Linked DNA regions of Homo sapiens: region 1 is linked to region 2. A link is an interaction called in ENCODE POLR2A ChIA-PET data of the cell type or tissue named here. Cell type or tissue: CD4-positive, alpha-beta T cell. All regions are shown on one strand. Each heading gives the region's core, and the rest is flanking DNA. Links, peaks and the distances in the headings are about the cores only.

Region 1 (13,372 bases), core at 886-5,885, 140 kb after region 2:
CTTAGAGGTTCCCAGGCCACTAGAGGAGATAAAGGGAAACAGATTGTTATAACTTGATATAATGATACTATAATAGATGTAACTACAAGGAGCTCCAGAAGCAAGAGAGAGGGAGGAACTTGGACTTCTCTGCATCTTTAGTTGGAGTCCAAAGGCTTTTCAATGAAATTCTACTGCCCAGGGTACATTGATGCTGAAACCCCATTCAAATCTCCTGTTATATTCTAGAACAGGGAATTGATTTGGGAGAGCATCAGGAAGGTGGATGATCTGCCCAGTCACACTGTTAGTAAATTGTAGAGCCAGGACCTGAACTCTAATATAGTCATGTGTTACTTAATGACGGGGACATGTTCTGAGAAATGCTTACACAAACCTAGGTGTTGTAGCCTACTACACGCATAGGCTACATGGTATAGCCTATTGCTCCTAGACTACAAACCTGTACAGCCTGTTACTGTACTGAATACTGTGGGCAGTTGTAACACAATGGTAAGTATTTGTGTATCTAAACATAGAAGTTGCAGTAAAAATATGCTATTTTAATCTTATGAGACCACTGTCATATATACAGTCCATCATTGACCAAAACATCATATCAGCATTTTTTCTTCTAAGATTTTGGGAGCACCAAAGGGATACACTAACAGGATATACTCTTTATAATGGGTTTGGAGAACTGTCTGCAGCTACTTCTTTTAAAAAGGTGATCTACACAGTAGAAATTAGACAAGTTTGGTAATGAGATCTGCAATCCAAATAAAATAAATTCATTGCTAACCTTTTTCTTTTCTTTTCAGGTTTGAAGATGCCGCATTTGGATTGGATGAATTCCAAATTCTGCTTGCTTGCTTTTTAATATTGATATGCTTATACACTTACACTTTATGCACAAAATGTAGGGTTATAATAATGTTAACATGGACATGATCTTCTTTATAATTCTACTTTGAGTGCTGTCTCCATGTTTGATGTATCTGAGCAGGTTGCTCCACAGGTAGCTCTAGGAGGGCTGGCAACTTAGAGGTGGGGAGCAGAGAATTCTCTTATCCAACATCAACATCTTGGTCAGATTTGAACTCTTCAATCTCTTGCACTCAAAGCTTGTTAAGATAGTTAAGCGTGCATAAGTTAACTTCCAATTTACATACTCTGCTTAGAATTTGGGGGAAAATTTAGAAATATAATTGACAGGATTATTGGAAATTTGTTATAATGAATGAAACATTTTGTCATATAAGATTCATATTTACTTCTTATACATTTGATAAAGTAAGGCATGGTTGTGGTTAATCTGGTTTATTTTTGTTCCACAAGTTAAATAAATCATAAAACTTGATGTGTTATCTCTTATATCTCACTCCCACTATTACCCCTTTATTTTCAAACAGGGAAACAGTCTTCAAGTTCCACTTGGTAAAAAATGTGAACCCCTTGTATATAGAGTTTGGCTCACAGTGTAAAGGGCCTCAGTGATTCACATTTTCCAGATTAGGAATCTGATGCTCAAAGAAGTTAAATGGCATAGTTGGGGTGACACAGCTGTCTAGTGGGAGGCCAGCCTTCTATATTTTAGCCAGCGTTCTTTCCTGCGGGCCAGGTCATGAGGAGTATGCAGACTCTAAGAGGGAGCAAAAGTATCTGAAGGATTTAATATTTTAGCAAGGAATAGATATACAATCATCCCTTGGTCTCCCTGGGGGATTGGTTTCAGGACCCCTTCTTGGACACCAAATCTATGGATATTTAAGTCCCTTCTATAAAATGGTATAGTATTTGCATATAACCTATCCACATCCTCCTGTATACTTTAAATCATTTCTAGATTACTTGTAATACCTAATACAATGTAAATGCTATGCAAATAGTTGTTATTGTTTAAGGAATAATGACAAGAAAAAAAAGTCTGTACATGCTCAGTAAAGACACAACCATCCCTTTTTTTCCCCAGTGTTTTTGATCCATGGTTTGCTGAATCCACAGATGTGGAGCCCCTGGATACGGAAGGCCCGCTGTACTTTGAATGACAAATAACAGATTTAAAATTTTCAAGGCATAGTTTTATACCTGATGGCCAGCTTTGTTTATTTGACCAAGAATCTGAGTTAGCTAGTTCTAGGTACTGACAGGATAAATAAAACACAACACTGCTCCCGATCTTCTCAGTTTAGCAGAGGGACAGATATGCACTCAAATAATTAAAATATATCCTGATAAGAATATAGCATAGGTACGCGCGAAGAACTTGGCAATCGAAATTTTGTTGTTCAGGCTGGGCGAGGTGTCTCATGTCTGTAATCCCAGCACTTTGGGAGGCCATGGTAGGATGATCGCTTGAGCCCAGGAGTCCGAGACCAGCCTGGGCAACATAACAAGACCCTGTCTCAATTCAAAGAATTGAATTAAAAAAAACAAAAAATAATTTTTTTAAAAAAGAAATGTTGTTGTTCAAGGAACAACAACAAAAATCTAGGGAGGTGTTAGAGAAGCCATTTGCCTGAGCTGAGAGTAAGTTGCTAGTGGTTCTCTTGATTGGTAGGTGGGGCCTGGGTTTCCAGGCATGGTAGCCAGGAAGGACAGCCACATGGCAGGTTTGGGTAATTCCAAACAGTGGAGGAAGGGTGTCTGGGGGAAGACTTGTAGGAACTCAGCTGAAAAAATTGGGGGATGATACTCTGAAAGAAAAACAAAGTTTTAAAATTTCTACTCTTACACTTAACACATAATGCTTCTGTGACCGGATATTTAGGGGTTTTCCCCCCACACTCTGTTAGGAGAAAAATTTTAGACAGATTAAATTTAACAGAGTTTAACTGAGCAAAAATGATTCTCGAACCAGGCAGCTGCCGGAGCCAGAATAGGTTCAAAATGACTCTGGGGGTGCCACATGGTTGGATGACATTTAGGGACAGAAAAAGGAAAGTGATGTGCAGAAAATGGAAGTCAGGGGCAGAAGCAGCCAGATTGGTTGCAGTTCAGCATTTGCCTCATTTAAACAGGGTTTGAAGAGTTGGCCACCTGTGATTGGCTGAGACTCTGTGGTATAAGAGTAAGTTACAGTCTGTTTACACATCCAGTTAGGTTACAGTTCACTATGCAGAGAGAAATCTTTAGCCTGAACTTACACAGGGAGGCAGTTTTATTTATTTATTTAATTTTTTTTTTTTGAGACAAGGTCTCACTCTGTCACCCGGGCTGGAGTTCAGTGGTATGATCATGGCTTATTGCAGCCTCGACTTCCTGGCCTCAAGCAATCCTTCCGCCTCAGGCTCTAGAGTAGCTGGGACTACAGGCACATGTCAGCATGCCTGGCTAATTTTGTTTTTTAATTTTTAGTAGAGATGAACTCCTGGCCTTGCACAATTCTTTCGCCTCAGCCTCCGAAAATGCTGGGATTACAGGTGTGAGCCACTGTGCCCAGCTAAGGCAACTTTAGGCTAAACCTTTTTTTGAGACAGAGTTTCTCTCTTGTTGTCTAGGCTGGAGTGCAGTTGCACCATCTTGGCTCACTGCAACCTCCACCTCCAGGGTTCAAGTGATTCTCGTTCCTCAGCCTCCCGAGTAACTGGGATTACAGGCATGCGCCACCACGCCTGGCTAATTTTGTGTTTTTAGTAGAGATGGTGTTTCACCATGTTGTCCAGGCTGGTCTCAAACTCCTGGCCTCAAGTGATCCTCTGGCCTCAGCTTCCCAGAGTACTGAGATTACAGGCATGAGCCACTGTGCCCTGCCTAGGCTAAACTTAATTTAACAACACCAAACAATCTCCAGCAGACACCAACTGGGTATCCCATAATTCAATTCGATTTTGATTGGATCTACCTGGAGATGGTGTCAGATCCCGCTGGTTGAGGGTTCAGTCCCACAAGACTGCCCTCCACTTCAGATGCCAATCACACATTGTAGGTTGTTACCTCTACTTCTGACTGACCAGCTGGAAACCAGAACTCCCATGACTGCCTCCTTGACTTTGGTTAATTTGCTAGGACAGTTCATATTTACCAATCTATTATAAAAGATTAAAGGCTACAGACGAATAACTAGATGAAAAGATGAATAGGGCTATATGTAGGGGGTTGTGGTGGTGACAGTCCATGCCCTCTCCAGGTGTATGCCACCCTCCCAGCACCTCCACACATTCAGCAAACAGGAAGCTCATCGTTCAAGAGTTTTTATAGAGCTTGATCTCCAGCTCCCCTTCACCTTCCCAGAGGTGGATGGGTGGGGGTGGAAGTTCCAACACACTAATCTTCTCATCACTTGGTCTTTCTGGTGACTAGCACCATCCTGAGGCTATCTAGGGGCCCAAACCTATGAGTATAACCTCATTAGCATATACTCAAGGGTTACCAAAGAGGCTTATTATTAATAATAAAAGACACTCCTATCACTCAAAATTCAAAGGATTTTAGGAACTTCTGACAGGAACTGGGGACAAAGACCAAATGTGTTTCATATTATACCACACTTACCTAGGCCATTCATTAACTCTTCACCTGGCTGCAAACTAAAATTACATGTAGAGTTTGTAAGAACAAAACAAACACACACACAGACACACACACACACACACACACACACACACACACACACACACAAAACAACAAGGCAGGCACGGTGGCTCACGCCTGTAAGCCCAACACTTTGGAAAGTCAAGGTGAGCAGATTACGAGGAGTTCAAGACCAGCCTGGCTAACATGGTGAAACCCTGTCTCTACTAAGAATACAAAAATTAGCCAGGCATGGTGGCACGTGCCTATAATCCCAGCTACTCAGGAGGCTGAGGCAAGAGAATCGCTTGAACCTCGGAGGCAGAGGTTGCAGTGAGCCGAGATCATGCCATTGCACTCCAGCCTGAGTGACAGAGTGAGACTCCATCTCAAAAACAGCAACAACAACAACAACAACAACAACAACAACAACAACAACTCACCAGCTTCCCAGACTCCCATCCAGGCCAATTAAACCATAATCTCTCGGTATGGAGCCCAGGTATAGTGTTATTTTTTAAAAAACCTCTAGATAGTTTTAATGTACATCCAAGATTGACAGACCCATTGAGTTCAGTCATAAAGAACTCTCTCTCCATTCCATATCATTCAACAGAGCTATTTTGTGAGGGGCTGCTCTGCTGGCTGATATTACAAGGTAATACTATGTCAAAGTCAAATGAAATATAGAGTTGAATCTCTGAAATTAAAATGTTTTATTTGGGAGGAAAGAATTGCAACTCAGGGCATACACACAGACCAGCTGGTCTTTGGCATGTCTGAAGTACAAAAAGGTTTTATAAAATGGGAAAATGTTACTTATCGCTCTGAGAAAATTTCACTGGTGCTAGTAAAGTTTTGAGGAGCTGGCAAGTTTTGATTGGCAAATGATGACAATAAACAGAACTAGTCTCAGAGTTGTAGCAGGTCATTTCAGTAGCCATTAGTTAAACCTGGTTTCAGATGATAGCAGGCAGTTTCAGCTTCCAGGCTTGCAGAAAATCGCATTTTTGGAACAATGTTTTGTGCCCTGAGTGCTTCTCCCTGGCTTCTTGACTCTGTTTTAGTTGAGTAAGACAAAAATGACCCAGTTTGATGACCAACTTTCACAGTTCCTTTGGAGCATGCCTTAGTTTCTCTTTTTAGAAGAGAGCAAGCAAAGAGGAGGAATACAGGAAGCTTAATTAACCTTATTAAATATAATTGTGCAATGCAAATTAAACTGAAAAGTCCCAACATCAGTAATAGAGAAGTAGATCCTACATACTGACATGGAAGCATACCCATACTATATTGCTGAAACAAAAATTAGTTTCTACAAAATATGTGTAAGAAGCCACTTTAAAAAAACAAACTAGGTGGGGCATGGTGGCTCACACCTGTAATCCCAGCATTTTTGGAGGCCAAGGTGGGAGGACTGCGTGAGCTAAGAAGTTTGAGACAAGCCTGGGCAACATAGTGAGACCCAGTCTCTCTCTCTATTTATGTATTTATTTATGTATGTACATATTTATTGATTTATTTATTTGAGACGGAGTCTTGCCCTGTCACCCAGGCTGGAGTGCAATGTCGTGATCTCAGCTCACTGCAACCTCCACCTCCCAGGTTCAAACGATTCTCCTGCCTCAGCCTCCTGAGTAGCTGGAATTACAGGCACCCGCCACCATACCCAGCTAATTATTTTTTGTATTTTTAGTAGAGACGGGATTTCATCATGTTGGTCAGGCTGGTCTCAAACTCCTGACCTCATGATCCACCCGCCTCGGCCTCCCAAAGTGCTGGGATTACAGGTGTGAGCCACCGCGCCCGGCCGAGACCCAGTCTCTTTAAAAAAAAATGGCTAACATGGTGAAACCCCATCTCTACTAAAAATACAAAAATTAGCTGGGTGTGGTGGTACATACCTGTAATCCCAGCTACTTGGGAGGCTGAGGCAGGAGAATCACTTGAACCCAGGAGGCGGAGGTTGCAGTGAGCGGAGATTGCATCACCGCACACTAGCCTGGGTGACAGAGCAAGACTTTGTCACACACACACACACAAAAAAGTGGACGCTTGCATCACTTGAGCCTGGGAGGTTGAGGCTGCAGTGAGCAGAGATCAGGACACTACACTCCAGCCTGGGTGATGAAGCAAGTCCCTCAAAAAGGAAAAAAAAAAAAAGTAGACCCTTGCACCCCAAATCTGTATTGTTCAAAGGTTAACTGTATCCTCCTTTAAAAAAGGGGTTACTGTTAAATAATAATTTTTATATCTTACTTTTTTTCATGATCCCTAAGGAAAACATGTCACAAATGGATATGTCTTTCTAGTTTTGTCAACAACCACTTTCACGGTATTTTTGGGCTGTTGCTTTTTACTTGTCATTTTTGTGTTGTAAACCCTTGAAGCAAAACTCAAGGTCTTTTCTTTTTTTCTTTTCTTTTCTTTTCTGAGACAGGGTATTACCCTGTCACCCAGGCTTGTGTGCAGAGGCACAATCTTGGCTCACTGCAGCCTCAGCCTCTTGGACTCAAGCAATCCTCCCATCTCAGCCTCCCAAGTAGCTGAGACCACAGGTGTGCACCACCCATTCCTGGCTAATTTTTTTTGTGTATTTTTTTGTAGAGATGGGGGTCTCACTATGTTTCCCTGGCTGGTCTTGAACTCTTGGGTTCAAGCGATCCTCCAGTCTCGCCTCTCAAAGTGCTGGGATTACAGAGCCACCACACTCAGCCATTTCCTATAATAAAAAAATATTTTGTCTGTGATGTAGCCATCAAAGTTTTAGGGGGAAAAATTGGCATTGTCTTTCCCTGGAGTCTAGACCTATAGGAAAAAAATTGAAGGCTAATATTTGGGTTCTAGATAACGCAAAATAAATAATAAAACATCTGTGATTACCTTGATTGAAAAGTTTGTGCATAGAAATTATTCTGGTACTTTGGAGAGCTACAAGAAGGCCTAACAGAAAAAAAAACTGATAAATACAATTAAAATAACAGTCGAGCATATATTAAAGCACTTACTATGCACTAAACTCTATATATCTCCTGTCATTAGTTGGATGCAATTATTAGACATCTTTGGTCCTCCACAACATAGGTGATTAAAAAGCCTAAGAAACTGAAGCGTTATCTATGTCTTTGGTAAGACACACAGGCCCAAGTGAAGCCTGCAATGATGTGCAGGCTTCCCCTCCCCCACGGACCACATGGACCACTTCCTCTTTTTTTTTTTTTTTTTTTTTCTTTAGACAGAGTCTCACTGTATCGCCTAGGCTGGAGTGCAGTGGCGCAATCTCGGCTCACTGCAACCTCTGCTTCCTGGGTTCAAGTGATTCTCCTGCCTCAGCCTCCCGAGTAGCTGGGAATACAGGCATGCACCACCATGCCTGACTAATTTTTTTATGTGTGTGTTTTTGGTAGAGATGGGGTTTCACCATGCTGGCCAGGCTGGTCTCAAACTCCTGACCTCGTGATCTGCTCGCCTTGGCCTCCCAAAGTGCTGGGATTACAGGCACTTCCTCTTTTTACTGTTTTCACTTAGAAAAACTGAGAGGACTTTTGCTGCCACTGAATGACACAGCATAGTTGAAGTGGTTTTCTCGTCATTTATTATGGCTCGAATGTTTGTCCCTTCTGAAATTCATGTTGAAACTTAATCCTGGCTGGGCACAGTGGCTCACACTTCTAATCCCAGCATTTTGGGAGGCTGAGACTGGAGGATCGCATGAGCCCAGGAGTTTGAGACCAGCCTGGGCAACATAGTGAGTCCTCCTCTCTACAAAATCAAACAAACAAAAATTAGCTGGGTGTGGTAGCACACACCTGTGGTCCCAGCTACTTGGAAGGCGGAGGCAGGAGGATTGTTTGAACCCAGGAGGAGTTTAAGAGCAGTCTGGGCAATATAGTGAGACCTCATATCTGTCTATCTATGTATCTATGTATCTATGTATCTATGTATCTATCTATCTATCTATCTATCTAAAATAAATTAAATTAAAAAATAAAAAATAATGAGGCAAAGAAAAGAAAGTTAATCCTCAATATAACAGTATTAAGAAGTAGGGCATTTAAGAGGTGACTGGGTCATGAGGGCTCCTTCATGAATGGATTAATGGATTAATGGGTTATCCTGAGAATGGGTCTGTTATAAAAGCCAGTTTCGCTCTTTCTCTTGTGCCCCTCTAAATCTTTATCTTTAGCCATGTTATGATGCCTCTCTGATATCTTTACCCATGTTATGATGCGGAACAAAGCCCTCACCCAAAGCAAACCAGATACAGCCCCTCAATGTTGAACTTCTCAGCCTCTTCCATACATTTTTCTTCCTTTCTTTTTTTTGAGATAGGATCTTGCTCTGCCATTGTGCCATTGCAGCCTCAAACTCTTGGGCTCAAGTGATCCTGCTGCTTCAGCATCCTGAGTAGCGGGGCTTACAGATGCACACCCCCATGCATCACTAATTTTTTTTTTTTTTTTTGAGATGGAGTCTTGCTAGGTCACCCAGGCTGGAGTGCAGTGGTGCGATCTCGGCTCACTGCAACCTCTGCCTCCTGGGTTCACACCATTCTCCTGCCTCAGCCTCCCAAGTAGCTGGGACTACAGGTGCCTGCCACCACGCCAGGTTAATTTTTTGTATTTTTAGTAGAGACAGGGTTTCACCGTGTTAGCCAGGATGGTCTCGATCTCCTGACCTCATGATCCACCCATCTTGGCCTCCCAAAGTGCTGGGATTACAGGCATGAACCACTGCGCCCGGCCGCATCGCTAGTTTTTAAAAACTTTTTGTAGAGACAGATTCTTACTATGTTGCCAAGGCTGGTCTCAAACTCCTGGCCTCAAGAGATCCTCCAGTCTTCGGCCTCCCAAAAAGATGGGATTACAGGCATGAGCCACCTCACCTGGCCTCTTTTTTTTGTATATTACCTGATCTCAGGTATTCTGCTATAGCAACAGAAAGACGAAGACAGAATCCTTAGCTGTCTGCAAGTGTGCATGCCATTTTCATCATCTGAAGAGTCAGCGAGTGTCTTAGGTGGAGTCTTGCAAAAGCAGGCCCTGAGCCAAAGATTTGGATGCAAATGACTTGTTAAGAAAGGGCTCTTCGAGACCGTGCCATTGCACTCCAGCCCGGGCAAGAAGAGTGAAACTCTGTTTCAAAAAAAAAAAAGTGGGGGGCTCCTAGGAAAAGAACAGTAAAGGAGTGGGGGATGAAGGACAGGGAATGGGAAGAAGCCAAGCGAGAGCATGATTTCCGAAGTCCTACACTCAGCCTGATCACACGGGAAGCTTTAGAACAAAGAACACACCTCAGAGTTTTTCCTGCCTCAACACAAAGGAGCTGGGCTTTGGTGCTCTTCATCAGCCTGTCTTTGGCTATCCAGGGTTGTGGAACGAGGTGAAACATAAAACTCCGAGGTACTTCCGGCTCCCTCCAGTGTCTGAGGGTAATCTGCAGGACTGAGGGTAATTGCAGATGCTAGCTGTTAGCAGCAAACTATGCAAAAGCTGAGGACTGGCTTATAAAGCCAGATCTGGGTGAGTCATGTTTCCTGTCAACATCCTCTGCTGGGCCCATAACACATGCAACCCCAAACTTCCATTACAAGTTCAAAGTTTCTAAGGGGATAGCATTACAGTGTGTATGATATTGGACTCAGACCTGAGTTTGAATCCTAATTCCACAAAAGAAATTGGAAAAGAGTCATATTGCTGACTTGACCCTTTGTCACCATATCCATAAAATGGGATAATTATTCCTATATCATAAATTTACTTATTTATTCACTTAGTCATTTGTTAAATAAATATGGAGTGTCTACTTTGTGCCGGGCACTCTTTTTAGGGTGGTTCTGAGAAGGGGATGGCAATGAGAAGGGCTCTCTAAGATGCAAGACTCCAGGCAACTGCTTTTACTTCCAGTGGTTCTTTATTTTCACAGCTCATTAGAGCAAATTACCACAGCAGGGAGATACAGGTTGAGTATCCCTTATCCGAAAAGCCTGGCACCAGAAGTGTTTTAAATTTTGGATTTTTTTTTGATTTTTGGAATATTTGTTAATTATCAGTTGAGCATCTCTAATGTGAAAATCTAAAATCCAAAATGCCCCAGTGACCCTTTCCTTTGAGCATCATGTTGGTGCTCAAAAAGTTTGAGATGTTGGAGCATTTAGGATTTCAGATTTTTGGATTAAGGATACTCATTTTGTACAATGGAAAACTTCTTGGCACTAATCTGATGAAAGAAGAAACTACGGGAGAATCCCTTTCCCTAAAAGGCTTTCAGTAACAAGATGGCCCTGACTCATTCTGGACAGTTCCTCCAAAGGTAGGCCTACAGGTAGAACTCTTTTCTGGCAGCATAGGGGTTTTCCAGAATGAAGGTGTATTTTTTTTTTACTGAGGCCAGGAAAGGTGAAGAGAATGAAGGGTTCCTAGTGACGATGCAGCAACCAAGTCATTTATGTAATGGAGCCTTATCTGACAGATTTCTAGGATAGAAACTCAGTATCCAAGCTCAGGCTTGGCAGACTGAGGTGGGCACCGTCCCCAGGATTGCAGTGTGGATTAGAGGTTTCAACCCCAATCATATTCAACAGCTCCCTTTCCCCCAACAACCCCTTTTTATAACAATTGTTTTGTGGTGATTCTTTTACTAATATGATCATGAAAATTAAGTAATTTAGCTTGTGAATGCTCTAGCTTGGCTGCACTGCTGGTATAAAGAAGTGCCAGACACTTGCAACTGCCTAGGATCTCTGTGAACCAGCGGCATGGAAGACTGAGAGGCACGCTGGATTGATGGCTCAGATTCAAGTATGGTATTGCAGGTTCTGGTGTAATTTTCTAAAATGGCGAAAATCTCTAGGTAAAACTCCAAAAATAAAAAACCAACATACATCTTCCTTTGAGTTACCTGGTAGTTATATTCCTGGAAAATTCAGTGTATATGAGCCTGAGGTAGTAGATGGTCAATAAATACTCAAGAAATAAAAAAATAAAAAAATATAAAAATATAAAACACATTTCTTACATGTCCTTGGTGCTTGTAAGCCCAGATTATATGCAGGCTTTTTTTTGGACGGAGTCTCTGTTGCCCAGGCTGGAGTGAAGTGGCGAGATCTGGGCTCACTGCAACCTCCACCTCCTGGGTTCAAGCGATCCTCCTGCCTCAGCCTCCTGAGTAGCTGGGATTACAGGCACGCGCCACCACCCTCAGCTGATCTTTGTATTTTTAGTAGAGAAGGGGTTTCACCATGTTGGCCAGGCTGATGTAGAACTCCTGACCTCAAGTGATCCGCCCACCTCGGCCTCCCAAAGTGTTGGGATTACAGGCGTGAGTCACAGCGCCCGGCTGCTTTTTTATACATTAAGTGTGCTTGCAGAGGACTGCGACCTCTGGCCCTCGGCCTCTTAATAAATACTCCAAGTGACTTCATTGGAACAACCACTGAGAATCACTTATCTAGAGAGTGGGAAGTTGCTGATCTCATCACTGCATGGGGTGGGGTGAGGGAAGCAACCCTGCCCTTCCCCTTTCTCGGAAAGCAGCTGGCTTTGAAGAAAGAGAAACCAGGACGGGAAAGTCCTGATTTCTAATCTGAAACAGCGCTTTTTGTCCAGAGACCGGTGACGAGCGACCCTGGGCTCGGGTTTTGATTGGGCAGTTCGGAAACTGTAAAAGCGAATTAAAAGGGTGACAAGCTAGTGTTTTAGCCTATCCAGTTCCGGGAGTTTGCACGCAGACGCTCTGCTTCGTGACCTTGGCTCTGCTCTGTGGGCGCCGCCCCCAGCCTGGGCGCGTCCATCGTCGAGTACCTTCTCCTCTGCCTCCCCCTCCCTCTGCTTCTATCTCTCTCCAATTGCCCTCCCTGGCCTGCGGCCGCCCGGTCCTCCTTCCCAGCCCAGTGCAGCCAGGCACCCGGGTTCGGCTTGCTCAGGTCTCTGTCCGGGACTGGGAAGCCACGGAGGGCCGGGAAAGTGGCACACTCCTGGAGCTCAAGCTTCCTACTCTCTCATCGCTGAATAACTACCGGGCAGGACTGGGTGGAACAGACAGCATATTTAGGTCATTGATGGGCTGCTGGGTGGATGGAGCTGGAAAGTGATGGGCACTGCTTTCTGGGGCTGCCCAGGTTCCTTCCGAGGGCTCGCTTTTCCTGGGCAGAGCGGGAAAGAGGAGGGGCAGGCCGGTCGCGAAACGCAAATAGTCGAGAATAGCGATCCGGGGAGAAGCAGGTGTCTGTGGGGCCCAAGAGAAGTACCATCTCGGTAAGTAGGCCGGTGCATGCAGGGGAGCGCAGAGCCCTAAGCCCTTCTCTGGGGTCCGCCCGTTTTCCTGCTGGGCTTCTCATTTCCTCACTAGGTTCTACGGTTTGCCGATCTAAATCCAGTTCGTGTCCTATTGTATTGTGTAACATTTTTGGCAGCTTACATCTTTGTTTATTGAGATATAGTTCACAAACCATACAATTAACATATTTAAGTGTACATTTCAGTGGGTTTTAGTATATTCACAGGGTTGTGTAACCACCTCAATTTTAGGACATTTTCGTCACTCCCAAAAGAAATTTTGTACCAGTTCGGTGTCACTCCCATTTCTCCCAAACCCCTAGTCCTAGGAAACCACCAATCTTTCTGTCTCTATGGGTTTGCCTATTAGTATTTCATAGAAACAGAAACATATAATATGTGGTCTTTTGTAACTGGCTTCTGTTTTCAAAGGTCGTCATATTGTAGCAAGGATCAGTTCTTCATTCCTATTTATTGATGAATATTACTCTACTGTATAGATATACTAAGTTTTGTTTATCCATCTATAGTTAATGGGCATTTGGATTGTTTCCACTCTTCGGCTACTGAGAATAAAATGTGGTTATCAATATTCATGTATAAAT
Region 2 (5,000 bases), core at 1-5,000:
CATCTCAAAAAAAAAAAAAAAAAAAAAAAAAGCTCTTAGCTTAAAATAGGAGAAGATATTAATTTGATAAAGGGTTTCTATTAGGAAAAAAAAGTAAGGAATATTTATATCACACTTTGTAATGGCAAAAACAAAACAGAAAAATTTAAATGTATATCAATAAAGCATTATTCAAGCTTAGTACATCTGTACAGTGGAATACTCTGCAGCCATTAGAAAGAAGGGGGTCAGGCCAGGTGTGGTGGCTCATGCCTGTAACCCCAGCACTTTGGGAGGCTGAGGTGGGCGGATCACAAGGTCAGGAGATCGAGACCATCCTGGCTAACACGGTGAAACCCCGTCTCTACTAAAACTACAAAAAAATTAGCTGGACGTGGTGGCGGGTGCCTGTAGTCCCAGCTACTTGGGAGGCTGAGGCAGGAGAATGGCGTGAACCCGGGAGGTGGAGCTTGCAGTGAGTGGAGATTGCGCCACTGCACTCCAGCCTGGGCGACAGAGCGAGACTCTGTCTCAAAAAAAAAAGAGAAAGAAGGGGGTCTATCTATATGTACTGAGAGGACAAAAATGTAGATCAATATGATGTAATCTCATTTTTTGTAAAAAATAAATATTGTGTTGCTTACAAGTAGAAAATGCATACCAAGCAAGTAAAAGATAGTTATTCTGGGGAATTTTGTGGGAGTAGTGTTGAATTGGCTTTTTTTGTGTGTGATGAAGTCTCACTCTGTCGCCCAGGCTAGAGTGCAGTGGCACCATCTCGGTTCACTGCAACCTCTGCCTCCTGAGTTCAAGCGATTCTCCTGCCTCAGACTCCAGTGTAGCTGGGATTACGGGTGTGCACCACCACGCCCAGCTAATTTTTTGTATTTTTAGTAGATATGAAGTTTCACCATGTTGGCCAGGCTGGTCTTGAACTCCTGACCTCAGGTGATCTGCCCACCTTGGCCTCCCAAAGTGCTGGGATTACAGGCATGAGCCACTGTGCCCAGTCTGAACTGACTTTTTACTTTATGCGTTTCTATGTTATGTGATTTGCTACACTAAGCACAATTTTTATTTTAAAATATTATTAAAAAGTGCTGTAGGCCAGAGGTGGTGGCTCATGCCTGTAATCCCATCATTTTGGAAGGCTAAGGTGGGAGGATCCCTGGAGCCTAGGAGTTTGAGGCCAGCCTGGGCAACACAGTGAGCCCCCACTGCTACAAAAAATTTAAAAATTAGCTGGGGATGGTAGTGTGCACCTGTAGTTCCAGCTACTTAGGAGGCTGAGGCAGGAGGACTGCTTGAGCCCTGGAGGTTGAGTCTGCAGTGAGCCATGTTTGCACCACTGCACTCCAGCCTGGGCAACAGAGTGAGGCCCTATCTCAAAAAAAAAAAAAAAAACAAAACAAAAACTCTTAAAGATAAAAAAATAAAATAAAATAAAATGCAACTCAGACCATGCTATTCCCCTGCTTAAATCCTTCACTGAGAGTTCCAATTCTAGGTAAGTTGGTTATAATAAGCTCAATCTACTGTGTCTTTCCCACTGAATTCAATACAAAACCTGGACATAATACATGTGGCATACAAGGACTCTGGAAAAGTAAAAAGTAGCAGGCAAACTGAAGATGACCAGAATTATCATTATCCCCCCTCTAGCAAGCTCTGGCCTGAATGCAGCGCTGACTAAAACCTAAGAACTAAGGGCTGAGGTGAAGTGTGAGTGCGAGAGTGTGTGAATTCCAGAAGCTCTCTAGTACCAGTTTGAAGAGTGGAAAGGGGAACTCCTAATTCCTGTTCTTCCTTGTCCTGGCTCCCAAGCAAGCCACTGGCAGTGGTGGGAGAGGCTGCAGTGACAGCAGGCAAGAGCTAAGGCTCTCAGAAAGGGGAGCCTTCTTTCCTTTTTTTTTTTTTTTTTTTTTTTGAGACGGAGTCTCGCTCTGTCGCCCAGGCTGGAGTGCATTGGCGTGATCTCGGCTCACTACAAGCTCCACCTCCCGGGTTCACACCATTCTCCTGCCTCAGCCTCCCGAGGAGCTGGGACTATAGGCGCCCGCCACCACGCGTGGCTATTTTTTTTTTTTTTTTTGTATTTTTAGTAGAGATGGGGTTTCACTGTGTTAGCCAGGATGGTCTTGATCTGACCTCATGATCCGCCCACCTCGGCCTCCCAAAGTGCTGGGATTACAGGCGTGAGCCACCGCGCCTGGCCAGAGGAGCCTCCTTTTCTGAGCAGGGGCGCTCTGGTCTCAGGAGGGCGGAGTAGACCCCTGTTGCTTTTGCATTACCCTCCTGTCACCTGGCCCTGGGTGTAGGAATAGTCAGGGTAGTGCAAGACAGAGTGGGGGTAACTAAACCTTCAGCTTTTGGCCAAATAACTGAAAAGAGAAGCCTCAGGGGGAAAAACTAGCTGGGAGAGCCCCAGGAAAGCAACCCAATACATTTTTATGAACTACAGGGCTCACTCCTGGACTACACATGTATGGCCTTGATCCTAAGTAGCACAGATCACTACCAAGGTCACAGATTGACCACTAGGTGGCGTGCACACACAGGACAGATCTGAATACTACCGCAAAGGAAAATGAACTAATGTTAAAACCACAATGCACAGGCAGTGGTTTGGAACTTCAGCTTGAACCTAACCAGGTCAACTGTCTGCTAAAAAATATCAACATCCTTCATAGGATTTAAATAAGATCCACAGTCTCAAATAGTGTATTTTAATAATACACTATTCAAAATGTCCAGATGCAGCCAGTTGTGGCGGCTCATGCCTGTAATCCCAACACTTTGGGAGGCCAAGGTGGGTGGATCACCTGAGGTCAGGAGTTCGAGACCAGCCTGGCCAACATGGCGAAACCCTGTCTCTACTAAAAATACAAAATAATTAGCCAGGTGTGGTGGTGCACACCTGTAATCCCAGCTACTCGGGAGGCTGAGACATGAGAATCTCTTGAACCTGGGAGGCCGAGGTTGCAGTGAGCTGAGATTGCACCACTGCACTCCAGCCTGGGTGACAGAGTGAGACTCCATCTCGAAAAACAAAAACAAGAAAACAAAAAAACCCAAAATGTCCAGATGCAACCCCAGATTACTCAGCATAAGAAAAAGCAGGAAGAGGGGCTGGGCGTGGTGGCTCACGCCTGTAATCTCAGCACTTTGGGAGGCCGAGGTGGGTGGATCACCTGCAGTCAGGCGTTTGAGAGCAGCCTGGCCAACATGGCAAAACCCCATCTCTACTAAAAATACACAAACACACAAAAATAGCTGGGCGTGGTGGCGCCAGTCCCAGCTACTCGGGAGGCTGAGACAGGAGAATTGCTTGAACCCAGGAGGCAGAGGCTGCAGTGAGCCGAGGTCACACCACTGCACTCTAGCATGGGCGATAGAGTGAGACTCCGTCTCAAAAAAAAAAAAAAAAAAAAAAAGAAAAAGCAGGAAGATTTCAACTCACACGAGAAAAGATGAGATGCTAGCTAGCATTAAAATGATGCAAATGTTAAAATCATCTGACAAAGAATTTAAAGCAGCTATAATACAAATGTTCCAATAAGCAATTCTGAATGGTCTTGAGACAAACAGAAAAATGGAAAGTCTCAGCAAAGAAACAGATATGAAGAATAAAATGAAAATTTTAGAACTGAAAAATGCAGTTACGTGCTGTATAACCATGTTTCCATCAACAACGGACTGCATATACAGTGAGGATCCTGTAAGATTATAATAGAGCTGAAAAATTCCTATCACCTAGTGACATCATAGTCATTGTGACATAGCACAATTACTTAATTTTTAAATAAATTTAGTGTAGCCTAAATGTACAGCATTTATAAAGTCTACAGTAATGTAATGTCCTAAGTTTTCACATTTACTTACCACTTAGTGACAACCAGAGCAACTTCTAGTCCTGCAAGCTCCATTAACGTTAAGAGCCCTTTACAAATTGTACCATTTAAAAAAATTTTTTAAATGAAAATCTCCAATTGTTTATTTCCTGAAGCTAAAAAATCTTTATATCATATTTTTTACTGTACCTTTTCTATGTTTAGATATGTCTAGATACACAAATACTTACCATTGTGTTATAATCAACTACAGTACAGTAGCATGCTGTACTGGCTTGTAGCCCAGGATCGGTAGGCTATATATCATGTAGTATAGGTGTGTAGAAGTCTATACCACCTAGGTTTGTATAAGTGTGCTCTAAGATGTTTACACAGTGATGAAATCACCCAACAATGCATTTCTCAGAATGTAACCTCATTGTTAACGCATGGCTGTAACTGAAATTTTAAAATCATAGAAATAAAATTCAGTAACAGAAATTATCCAATCTGAACAACAGAGAGAAAAAAAGTTTAAAAAAAACTGAACTGGCCAGGCACAGAGGCTCACGCCTGTAATCCCAGCACTTTGGGAGGCCGACGCGGGCAGATCACGAGGTCAAGAGATCGAGGCCATCCTGGCCAACATGGTGAAACCTTGTCTGTACTAAAAATACAAAATACAAAATACAAAAATTAGCTGGGTGTGGTGATGCACGCCTGTAGTCCCAGCTACTTGGGAGGCTGAAGCAGGACAATCACTTGAACCTGGGAGGCAGAGGTTGCAGTAAGCCGAGATTGCGCCACTGCACTCCAGCCTGGTGACAAAGCGAGACTCCGTCTCAAAAACAAACAAACAAAAACTGAACAAAACTTCAAGGACTTAAGAGATAATAACAAAAATTATATATTCATGTACTTGAAGTTCCAGAAAGAGAGGAGGTAGGGTATGGTGCTGAGAAAATATTTGACAAAATTATGGCTGATCAGTACCCAAGTGTGGTGAAACACATAAACCTACATATTCAAGAAGCTCAGTAAACCCCAAATAGAATAAAGCCAAAGAAATACATATCCAGTCACAATATAATCAAACTGCTGAAGACCAACAACAGAAAAAAAAACATCGAGAGCAACCAGAGAAATAGGCACTGTTTATATAGATGAACAATGATTCAACTGACTGCAGAT

What was found. ChIA-PET counts read pairs that join two places held together with the same protein. Peaks named below come from ENCODE experiments on the same cell type or tissue, not always from the same donor. Only the 100,000 strongest peaks of a DNase experiment are listed, where the experiment ranks them.
Region 1: POLR2A ChIA-PET joins it to region 2 with 9 read pairs; 23 of 35 experiments call an interaction of 5 or more read pairs at or near these places.

What each region holds. Positions count from the first base shown.
Region 1 is chr15:44,716,807-44,730,178 of GRCh38, forward strand. B2M (beta-2-microglobulin) reads left to right here. Exons shown (of 4, transcript NM_004048.4): 4 at 801-1,339. MIR10393 (microRNA 10393) reads left to right here and starts at 1,038; the gene lies at 1,038-1,087. It also overlaps the pseudogene RNF4BP. RefSeq lists enhancers at 9,785-10,079, 11,103-12,090, 12,091-13,076. In CD4-positive, alpha-beta T cell, for the core only: no CTCF peak of the experiment used is centred there; DNase peaks (open chromatin) are centred at 2,605, 2,975 and 4,195; H3K27ac peaks cover 3,604 bases.
Region 2 is chr15:44,576,137-44,581,136 of GRCh38, forward strand. The region is part of intron 30 of SPG11 (SPG11 vesicle trafficking associated, spatacsin); the gene reads right to left. Among named protein-coding and RNA genes, the nearest start is that of EIF3J, 41 kb to the left of the region's middle. In CD4-positive, alpha-beta T cell, for the core only: CTCF peaks have their summits at 2,525 (motif pointing right) and 2,729; a DNase peak (open chromatin) is centred at 2,545.